2 separate regions of the Homo sapiens genome follow, and region 2 is linked to region 1. The links are chromatin loops, found by intact Hi-C in ENCODE. Cell type or tissue: endothelial cell of umbilical vein. All regions are shown on one strand. Each heading gives the region's core, and the rest is flanking DNA. Links, peaks and the distances in the headings are about the cores only. Region 1 holds the start of ABCC12 (ATP binding cassette subfamily C member 12). Region 2 has its middle 25 kb from the start of DNAJA2.

The links. Hi-C counts contacts between places; a loop is a spot of excess contacts. Peaks named below come from ENCODE experiments on the same cell type or tissue, not always from the same donor. Only the 100,000 strongest peaks of a DNase experiment are listed, where the experiment ranks them.
Region 2: it touches region 1 in a loop (10-fold over the local background); 60 of 110 quality-filtered maps call a loop at or near these places.

Annotation. Positions count from the first base shown.
Region 1 is chr16:48,153,719-48,159,091 of GRCh38, reverse strand. ABCC12 (ATP binding cassette subfamily C member 12) reads left to right here and starts at 3,099. Exons shown (of 31, transcript NM_001393797.1): 1 at 3,099-3,251; 2 at 5,208-5,373. RefSeq lists an enhancer at 1-1,115. In endothelial cell of umbilical vein, for the core only: a CTCF peak has its summit at 2,174 (motif pointing right); a DNase peak (open chromatin) is centred at 2,191.
Region 2 is chr16:46,945,734-46,951,106 of GRCh38, reverse strand. No RefSeq gene overlaps it. Among named protein-coding and RNA genes, the nearest start is that of DNAJA2, 25 kb to the left of the region's middle. In endothelial cell of umbilical vein, for the core only: CTCF peaks have their summits at 2,896 and 3,100 (motif pointing left); a DNase peak (open chromatin) is centred at 3,096.

The DNA of each region.
Region 1 (5,373 bases), core at 248-5,247:
TCTGCCTCCAGGGTTCAAGCGATTCTCCTGCCTCAGCCTCCCGAGTAGCTGGGACTACAGGTGTGCATCAGCATGCCCGGCTAATTTTTGTATTTTTAGTAGAGATGGAGTTTCAACCATGTTGGCCAGGCTGGTCTTGAACTCCTAGCTTCAGGTGATCTGCCTGCCCAAGCCTCCCAAAGTTCAGGGATTACAGGTGTGAAGCACCATGCCCGGCGAGAACCTCACTTTGGAATAGAGACCCCACAGAACCTCAGAGCTGGGAAAATTTCCTTCCCATCAAGCACCAATTTTCCCTTGCCATGGAGCACCACTGCTGGTATGTGCGCACACAGACCCCTAATTTATGCATGTATAGTTATTTACAAGGATGTGCAGGGTGGACATGTGTTGAGGCTCGGACAACAATACCCCAAAGTATGGCACTTTGGCAGGCTGAGTACTTTGAACTGATGGAGTTTGGATGACCTCAGAAGCAGCCTCAGAAGCAAGTTCTCTCTGACCTTCTCCTGCCCTCCTGCACCCCTTGTGCACCTCTTCTCCCATGAGGTGAGTCATAGAAACCAGAGTTCCCCTTCCCCAAGGTGAGTCATAGAAATTCTTCCCCCAAAGCCACCGATAGAACCTAAAACTATGACTCAAACTTTCCTCCACCCTTCTGCACAGGAGCTGGCCGTAAAGAAATTCTCTGACCAACTTTGTCTGAGAGTAGGTCCTAAGACCCTCATTCCAGAGGGGTCGTGCCCCATACCTAGAAAGAAGAAATGCTGTGCAGAGAGGCCAAGAAGAATCTGAACAGACAGGCCCTGCTGGGTCCCCATCCCATCACCTCGGTCCATTACAGTTAATCAGAACTTTCTGTCCAATCGCATTTCTATACCACTGTCCATTCCTCATTGAGTCTAAGCATAAAAATGGACAGTTCTTCCTGAGCCTTTCGGTATTCATTTCTGAAGACTCACATGTCACATTAAACTTTGATGAAATAAAATTGTTATGCTTTCCTTTTGTTAGTCTGCCTTTTGTTACAAGAGTGTCAGCCATGACCCACATGACTGGTGAGGAAAAGTATCACACTTTTTCTCCCCTACACATGTATATCACTGTACACAATTTTTTTTTTTGAGACAGAGTCACTCTCATCATCCAGGCCTGAATGCAGTGGCACGATCACAGCTCACTGCAGTCCTGACTTCCCTGGCTCAATTCATACTCCCACCTCAGCCTCGCAAGTAGCTAGGACTACAGACACATGCCACCACGCCCAGCTAATTTTTGTATTTTCAGTAGAGATGGGGTTTCACCATGTTGCCTAGGCTTGTCTTGAATGCCTGGGCTCAAGTGATCCACCTGCCTTGGCCCCCCAGTACTGGGATTATAGGCCTGAGCCTCTGCACACAGCCAAAATAGAATTTTTAAAGGAAGAGGAGAAATATGAAAAGGATTTCTATTTTTTTTCTTTTTGTATTCCAGTGGATTATCTCGCCCCCCCGCGAGCTGTGTGTACACCCAGGATGGGCCTCAGTTCCCTGACTATGGGTGAGTCCACGCTCTGCCTGGAACAGGAGCTTGGCTGGTCTTTTCCTAAGGACTTCCTTGGATACAGACCGGACAGTCCCTCTCCATCATTCTCCACTCTGTTTCCGGCTAGGCCCACCAATCTTCTTGCGTAGCGCCCAATACTGTTTGTCTGGGTGGAAATCCATCTCCGCCCAGCCTTTCATGGAGATAGAGGAAAACTGATCGGCATTCTTCCTCCATAAACTTGACAGCACTTGACTCCGTTTGGAAGATTGTGGAAGCGAGTCTTTGCTGTGTTTATGAGACCCCCGGGGTTGTTGCGAAGATCAAGTGATAAAGAGGATGAAGAATTTTGCGATACACAAAGGGCTCCAGAAATGTCGAGTGATATTATTAGCAGTGATTTGCATTCATGAAGGGAAGAATGGACGGAAATTAAATGGAACACTTTGGACACGTGTAAGGAAACTGCTGTCGGTCTAGCTCACTCCCCAGGCCGGGGAGCCTTCCTGGGAGGACCCATTTTCCTACACAGCTGCCCACAGCCCCTCTCCATTTCCACCTCCCTCTAGGTAGGAAGGGAACTCAGGTTGGGCAAAGGCGGTGAATTCGCATCTCCAGGAAGCGGCGGGGCCGGAAGGCAGCCAGCAGGGGGCGGCATTGCGCAGGACAGGAGAAGGTAGCGGCCAAGTTCCTCATGAAATCCACGTGCGTGAGGCTGGGAAGGTCCTCTAAGATGTTTAAATAACCCTTAAAGCGGAATCAAGATTTGTTTTTTTCTGCAGTTAGAGAGTTTGCTCCCTCCCAGCCGGCTCGCTGAGCGCTGTGGAACCCTTCGGCTGGGCTCCCCTGAAATCGGGCGCTTGTTCTGGGACAGGCGCAGAAGGGACCCCGGGAATCACGCTTGCGCTCGGGATGTGCAGGGTTCCAAGGGTGACACAGGGGAACTTTTCTATGCAAGGGCTAGCTGCTAGTGCAGGTCTCAGACTTACCTTCCGTTCATTTCAAGACAAATTGAGCTCAAATTACCCTTTTCTTTTTCGTTAAATGAATGGGGAATGAATGAATGAGATTTTCTGTTTTGAAGATGAGGCTCATCTCCCCTCCCCTCGCCTCCCCTGCCCTCCCCTACCCCTGCCCTCCCCTACCCCTGCCCTCCCCTCCCCTCCCTTCCCTTCCCCTGATCCCAAAGTTGATTCCCGGTTGCAGGAACACAGCGTAGAAAATTCGATGCATTCTCTCAGGAAGGAGCCTGGAGTGGGACTCAGGGGACCTGGGTGCTGGTCTCAGCCCCACGCCAGTCGTGGACAGGCTTCTGTTCCTTGGGCTTCTCGTCTGTAGAATGACGGTTGGAGAGAGGATTTTTCTCCTTCTCTTCTACAAGGATGTGCTGTGACAGCCAGGGAAGGGCTGGCCATGCACAGTGCTTTCATGCATGGGCTCTGACTGTCACCAAAGAGCCAGACCCGGCCACAGGCCATCCTGGAAGAGGGGAGAGCCCTTTAATGTGGGCAGAGGGAATGTTGGCCCGCCAGAGTTCCCTCTCAGGTGTGGTGGGAGTGGCAGTTGAATGGGGCAGTTGGAGAGGAGGACTTCAGGCGGGTGGGACAAGAGAAACTGAATCTGAGGTCCTTGGGGAGAAGCAGGCCCTGGAGTCCTGGGCAGCAGATGCCAGGCTCTGAGCCCCATGACTGCTGACCCTCCTCCCCTCCCTCTCATCCTCAGCCCAGGTAAAGCTTCATTTCCAGCCCAGGTAAAGCTTCTCCCTGTAACAATTAGTGGCCACCATTTAGTCCCAAGGGCCTTTGTTTCTCATCCTCAGGACAGGCTGTGTGTGTGTGTGGTGGGGGGTTTGGGGGAGGTGACACCACTGAATGGGGCTGCCCAAGTGGGAGGCAGCAGGGACGAGGCTCCCAGAAGAAAGGCAGCCCCTCTTCCACTTTTGGAGCCCCCGCTATCATAAAAGAAAAGGCAGAAATGCCAAGACGCGATTTCAAAATCTCTGAAATACAAAAGCCTACATTGAATATTTTAAGTCTTTTCCCACACATGCACAAACACAAACACATATACAGGGTAGTGTTCACAATTTAATTATGGGATTTATACCTCCCCCCCAAAAAAAAAGACCTGGAAAGCTTTACTGCAGTTCTCATATGAGGTTTTCATCTTTCTTTCTTTTTTTTTTTTTTTTAACTTTTAAATATATTATTTTCCTGGGAGGGTAGATTTGAATTGCTCTGAATCCAGGCTCTGCATCCTTCTTTGATCGTGTCGGAATGTGTCTGTAACTGGATGGATGACCTCTTTTGGAGATGCCATCACTGGCCACTGTTTTAGGCCTTCTGGGAGATGAGGGTACTTGAGCAAAAGCACCCCCACTTCCCTTCCCACACCCCCAGCTTGGTGCTGTCCCCTGCATGCACTTCCCTCTGCCACCTCTCTGCCTCTCCCTGCCTCCCAACCCCAGTCCCTCATCACTCACAGGGCTTTCTGATCTGGCTGCCACAGGTGCCTGGGACCTGGGGACAGACAGGAGAGGTGCGGTGCAGGCAGGGCCTGGGAGAGCTCCCCAGTGTCTCCTCTGTGCTGGAGGCCAGTCAGGCCCTGGAGGAAGGGGCTGTGGGAGTTGGGGGAGACCATCAGATATTGATAACTTTGGTGGCTTTAAATTAACAATGGATTTATTAAGAAAGAAGTAGGGCTGTAGTCTCATACCTGGGAAAAATTTTATGACTAAAGGTGTGCCTGCTTTTGGTTGATGGAGGAACTCCCATCATGAGCACCAAGGAAGACCCAGAGTCCAGTTCTCAAACATAAAGTTGTTAATTTTCTGGGCTAGACAGGGGCAGAAATGAAATATAACAGAGCAAAGTGGGCAGGTGTGGAAAATGGTTCTTCTTGAGATGACTTCTAGACATCTTTTGTTCTCTCTTGGGGCAGAGACAAGGATAGAGAAAAAGGCCTCAGGAAACACTATAAGGAAGACAGCAGTGCCAATGCAATAATAAATGTTACATGACCCCAAATCTCAGAGTCACAGAGACAGTAAGGAGTGGTGGGGATTGTGGCAAACTAAAGCATGTATACCCTGCCCAGGAGGGGCTGCCGTGCTCAACGTAAGTGGATTGTCACCACATGAACATACAGAGCTCTTGATATTTGACGAAAGCCAGAAGCCAGTCTTATTTTTTTTTTAATGTGGTATCTCCTCATTTTTAAATGTTTTCCACAAATTGGAAAAAAATGTTTAAACTATGCAGGCCATATAAAATGGAACTGCAAGTTGTACATGGTCTTTGTGTCCTGTGCTCTAAACAGAGGCCTTCCTGCTTCTGCCTGTCCAGTCTGTTGAGGTTAGGTTAGGAACCCCCTGCCTGCTAGCAGAGGGGTGCACCAGTGACTTTTTGGCATCTCCTGCCAACCCTCAGATGCTCTGCATGGAAAACACAATGCCAAGAACAGAGCCATGATGGCTGCAGGGACCCTGGCCCGGTTGGCACTGCCTCCTCCCAGCTCTCATCAGCTGTGTACCCCTCAGACCCCATCCTGTGATTGCCAGCAAACAGATTTCTCACCCCAGGCAGCTCCTCACTCCTGGCAGAGGATGGCGTGACAGACGGGGATAGAGACGTTAGCCAAAGCAGGCTTCCTGATTTTAAAAAAAGTCTCATTTTTCCCCCCAGGGCTGCCAAATTTAGCAAAGTGCCATTCCAGCTGCAATGCTTCCAAGCCGCCTCAGATCATCAAAACTTCACATGCCCTGGGGAGCACTCAAGGAAATTACCTTCTAGCACCAATTTCCTATGCGCGCTGATTACTCAAACCTGGCCAGGGAGGCCTGGCCTCCAG
Region 2 (5,373 bases), core at 244-5,243, 1.2 Mb after region 1:
GTTCATGACAATGGCTTCACTACAGAAGTTTAGGCTTTGAATGCTTCATTACTGGCTATCAAAGAAAGGAGATTCAACATTTTAAAAAATTTTTATTAATGATTGATTGATTGATTGAGATGGAGTTCTGCTCTTGTAACCCAAGCTGGAGTGCAATGGCGCGATCTCCGGTCACTGCAACCTCTGCCTCCTGTGTTCAAGTGATTCTCCAGCCTCAGCCTCCCAAGTAGCTGGGATTACAGGCACCCGCCACCATGCCCAGCTAATTTTTGTATTTTTAGTAGAGACGAGGTTTCACCATGTTGCCAGGCTGGTCTCAAACTCTTGACCTCAGGGGATCTGCCCGCCTTGGCCTCCCAAAATGTTGGGATTACAGGCTTGAACTACCACTCTTGCTCTGTTGCCCAGGCCAAGTGCAGAGGCTCGACCTCCTGGGCTCACTGCAGCCTCCGGATAAAATGAAACCCTCTGACTCCTCACCTTTAGGGTGGCTTAGATCTCAAAGACTTTGTCCACAGAGTTTCCTTATCTTCCTTATATTGACTCACAGAGGACCACTGACTACATTTGCCCAACACAGGAGGCTGAGGCAAGAAAATCACTTGAACTCGGGAGGCAGAGGTTGCAGTGAGCCGAGATCAAACCATCATACTCCAGCCTGGGTGATAAGAGCGAGATTCCATCTCAAAAAAAAAAAAAAAAAAAAAATCCAGAGGTTGGCCTAAGAAATTAGAGTAGGCACAGAAGAAGTAAAACCTCAGCACATGAGCTCCCCAGTATGTACCATACTTATCTTTAAGGTCCTGGGCTTAAACCCCTGATATACTAAATAGATCCACAGAGAGAAAGAACTTTGTTCCACCCAAATAAACTGGATCCCCAGACCAGGCTGGTCACCTCATTTCCCTTTGTTTGCTTTAAGAGGACAGAAAAGACTATGCCAGGAGAATTTGGAGCTTAACATGGGCGTTATTTTTGTATTTTTGCCAGCTGTATTCAATTCCCTTTCTTTGGGTAATTGCATTCTGATTTTCCTCTAAAGTCAGGGGTCAGCAAACCACAGTCCAGGGGCCAAATGCAGCCTACCCCCTGCTTCTGTAAATAAATTGTATTGGAATACAGCCATGCTTATTCTTTTACATATTTACTATGATGCTTGCATACTACGATGGCAGGGTCAAGCGGCTGCAACAAAGACCATATATTCTGCAAAGCCTAAAATATTTACTACCTGGCTCTTTATAAGGAAAGGTGTAACACTTCTGCTCTCAGGGACCACAACCTTACTGACTCTCAATCCTTGTGAATCAGAACTAACCTGTAATTTATCCACTAATAAATTTCCTCTTCTGTTTGAGTAGGGTTTTCTGTCACTTGGCAACCAGTTGAGTCCTACCTGATACAAGGTTGGCTGAGCAGAAATCACTCTTTCTACTGGCCTGGCTTAAAAAAACACCCGCCCAGAGAAATGGCATCATAGATAGGCAGGAATTATGTTCCTTTCCCCAGAAGCTGCAACTTGTTTTCTGCTAATGCAATCAAATATTTGAAATAGGGAGTTTCCCAGAAAATGCCAGGTTATGGTCACCATCCGGTGGTGCCTCATTTATGTACTGACAGCGGAAAATGACAAGTGTGTGTGTCTGGTGAGGGAGCAGTAGCACTATTGACTAACAGGTAGAGCAAGAGATGGATACTGGCTGCCTCCACATCTCGGGGTGTGGACTGTGTCGCAACAGCCAACCAGCATCATGGAATAATTTGTCTGTAGCAGGCTCAGCACTTAGTGTTTTACACGTGTTATGTCACACAAAACCCACGACCACTCTGTAAGGTAGAAATTATTACTGCCCCAGTTTACAGATGAGGAAGCCAAATATCTGATATATTGGCCGGGCGGTGGCTCACGCCTGTAATCCCAGCACTTTGGGAGGCTGAGGTGGGTGGATCACTTGAGGTCAGGAGTTTGAGACCAGCCTGGCCAACATGGTGAAACCCCATCTCTACTAAAAATAGAAAATTAGCCGGGTGTGGTGGCACATGCCTGTCTGTAGTCCCAGCTACTTGGGAGGCTGAGCCAGGGAGGCAGAGGCTGCATTGAGATCGTGCCACTGTACTCCAGCCTGGGCAAGACAGAGTGAGACTCTGTCTCAAAACAAACAAACACCAAATATCTGAGATATTGAGGAATTTCAGAAAGGTCACATGGCCAGGAAGTGATCAAGAGGGGATTCCAATTCAAGTCCAAACTCCAAAGCTCATGTGCTTCAACACGATGCTTTACAACCAAGTCAACAAACCCTGAAGAAGTAGCAACTCTTTTCTCTACACTTCAGCAAAGGTCCTGGGTAGGGTCTTATTGGTCTGGTGTGGGTTTTGTGCCATCCTTGCACCAATCACTGTGGTTAAGGTGCACATCGTGCATTGAACAGCAGGGCCTGGGTCACATGCCCAACCATGAGGCTGAGGTGGGCCTATTCTCTTCTAAATGATCTGACAGTGGCAGTGCCAGCCTTTCCATGTAAAAGGGGCTTGGGACTTGAAGGACACAGCAATTTATGCATTGGAGAAACATCTATTGTCCACATTAAAGAATACAGCAAGGAGGGGTAGGGTTTCAAAGACGAAAGCCTCTGTTGAGCATTCCTAGATGCCAGGTACTGTTTACGAGCTGTGTGCCCCAGACATTTTGCACTTTCATCTTAGGAAGCGGAAACTGCTAAGGTGGAGGACTAGGGTTTGCTTAAAAACAAAACAAGCTGGGCGCAGTGGCTCATGCCTATAATCTCAGCATTTTGGGAGGCCGAGGCAGGCAGATCACTTGAGGCCAGGAGTTCCAGATCAGCCTGGCCAACATGGTGAAACTCTGTCTCTATTAAAAACACAAATATTAGCCAGATGTGGTGGCACACACCTATAGTTTCAGCTACTTGAGAGGCTGAGGCGGGAGGTTCGCTTGAACCCAGGAGGCAGAGGTTGCAGTGAGCAGAGATCATGCCAGTGCACTCCAGCCTGGGCAGAGTGAGAACCCTGTCTCAAAAAAAATTTTTTTTAAACCCCACAGCACTGCAGATGGGGATCACATAGGTGACCAGCTCCCCCTGGTGCTTAAACAGTTTTTCATCCAGAAGTTTCCTTTTTAGACTTTTATCATGGGGAAGTATGGCTGTGCAACAAGATTGAACACAAGAATGGTTATTGAAACATTGTCAATAATGGTGAGAAGTTGGAAATAACCTGAACATCTCCCGTTAAATTTTGTTATGTCCATTCAATGCATAATGTGTAGTTATTAAAAAGCAAGGTTGAGACCCTGTGTGAAAAAAAAACACAAAAAGGCATAGAGTGCCTGAATGGATAAAGATGTAAGTGAACAGACAACTCAGAATGGAAGAAAATATTGCAGACTGTCCATCTGACAAAGAATTAATAACCAGAGTGTATAAGGAACACAAATAACTCAACTGCAAAAAAAAAAAATTATTTAAGAAGGGGGAAGATCTGAATAGACATTTCTCAAAAGAAACCTACAAATGGCCTACAGGTGTATGAAAAAATGCTAATTACTAGTCATCAAGGAAATGCAAATCAAAACCACAAGGAGGGCCGGGCGCGGTGGCTCACGCCTGTAATCCCAGCACTTTGGGAGGCCGAGGCAGGGGGATCACTTGAGGTCAAGAGTTCAAGACCAGCCTGGCCAACACGGTGAAACCCTGTCTCTACTAAAGATACAAAAATTTAGCCAGGCATGGTGGCACATGCCTGTAATCCCAGCTACTCAGGAGGCTGAGGCAGGAGAATCACTTGAACCCGGGAGATATATTTGAAGACAGCTAAAAGAAAATAATTCAAAATTCAAACTTTTCTTTTTTTTTTTTTTGAGACAGAGTCTTGCTCTTGTCGTCCAAGCTGGAGAGCAATGGCACGATCTCGGCTCACTGCAACATCCACCTCCCAGGTTCAAGTGATTCTCCTGCCTCAGACTCCCGAGTAGCTGGGATTACAGGCGCCTGCCACCACGCCCAGGTACTTTTTGTATTTTTAGTAGAGATGGGGTTTTGCCATGTTGGCCAGGCTAGTCTCGAACTTCTGACCTCATAATCCATCTGCCTTGGCCTCCTAAAGTGCCGGAATTACAGGCATGAGCCATCACATCCAGCCTATTAATTCAAACTTTTCTAGTGGAAAGAAAAGACCAGTGGCCTAGAATGGTGGCTCATGACTGTAATCCCAGCACTTTGTGAGGCTGAGGCAGGAGGATCACTTGAGGCCAGGAGTTTGAGACCAGCCTGGGCAACATGGCAAGATCCTGTCTCTATAAAAAATAAAAAATCTTAGCTGGGTGTTGTGGTGCACACCTGTAGTCCCGGATACTCTGGAGGCTGAGGCAGGAGAATGGCGTGAACCCAGGAGGCGGAGCTTGCAGTGAGCAGAGATCGCACCACTGCACTCCAGCCTGGGCGACAGAGCGAGACGCCGTCTCAAAAAAAAAAAAAATGCGTTCACAACTGTTCTGATGGAATACGCACAAAGTCGAAAGTAATGATTTTCTCTGGGTTTGAGGATTATGGGTGTTTAAAAACATTTTTATTATAAAAATTTATTATAAAATTATACACAGCCTGGGCACGGTGGCTCACGCCTGCAATCCCAGCATCCTGGGAGGCCAAGGCAGGTAGATCACTTGAAGTCAGGAGTTTGAGACCAGCCTGGCCAACATGGTGAAACCCTGTCTCTACTAAAAATAGAAAAATTAACTGGGTGTGGTGGAGTGTGCCTGTGGTCCCAGCTACTCGAGAGGCTGAGGCAGGAGAATCGCTTGAACCGGGAGGTGGAGGTTGCAGTGAGCTGAGATCATGCCACTGTACTCCAGCTCAGGTTACAGAGTGAGACTCAGTCTCAAACATAAAAAAAAAAATTATACACAAAAGTAGAGAGAATAATATAATGAACCTCTATATGGCCATTGCCCCAACTGATTCATTAATTATTTTTTATTTTGCCACACTTGTTTTACTTATTATTATTATTATTATTATTTGCAAACTGATCCCTCTCTCCTGAAGTATGTTATTTATTTAGAGACAAGGTCTCACCTGTCGCCCAGGCTACAGTACAGTGGCACAATCTTGGCTCACTGCAGCCTCAAACTCCTGGGCTCAAGGGATTCTCCCACCTCAGCCTCCCACGTAGTTGACATTACAGGTGTGGGCCACCACACTGGCTAATTTTTGTATTTTTTTTGTAGAGATGGGGTTTCGCCATGTTGCCCAGGATGGTCTCAAACTCCTGGGTTCAAGCAATCCTCCTGTGTCCAAGCAATCCTCCTGTGTCCAAGCAATCCTCCTGTGTCCAAGCAATCCTCCTGTGTCC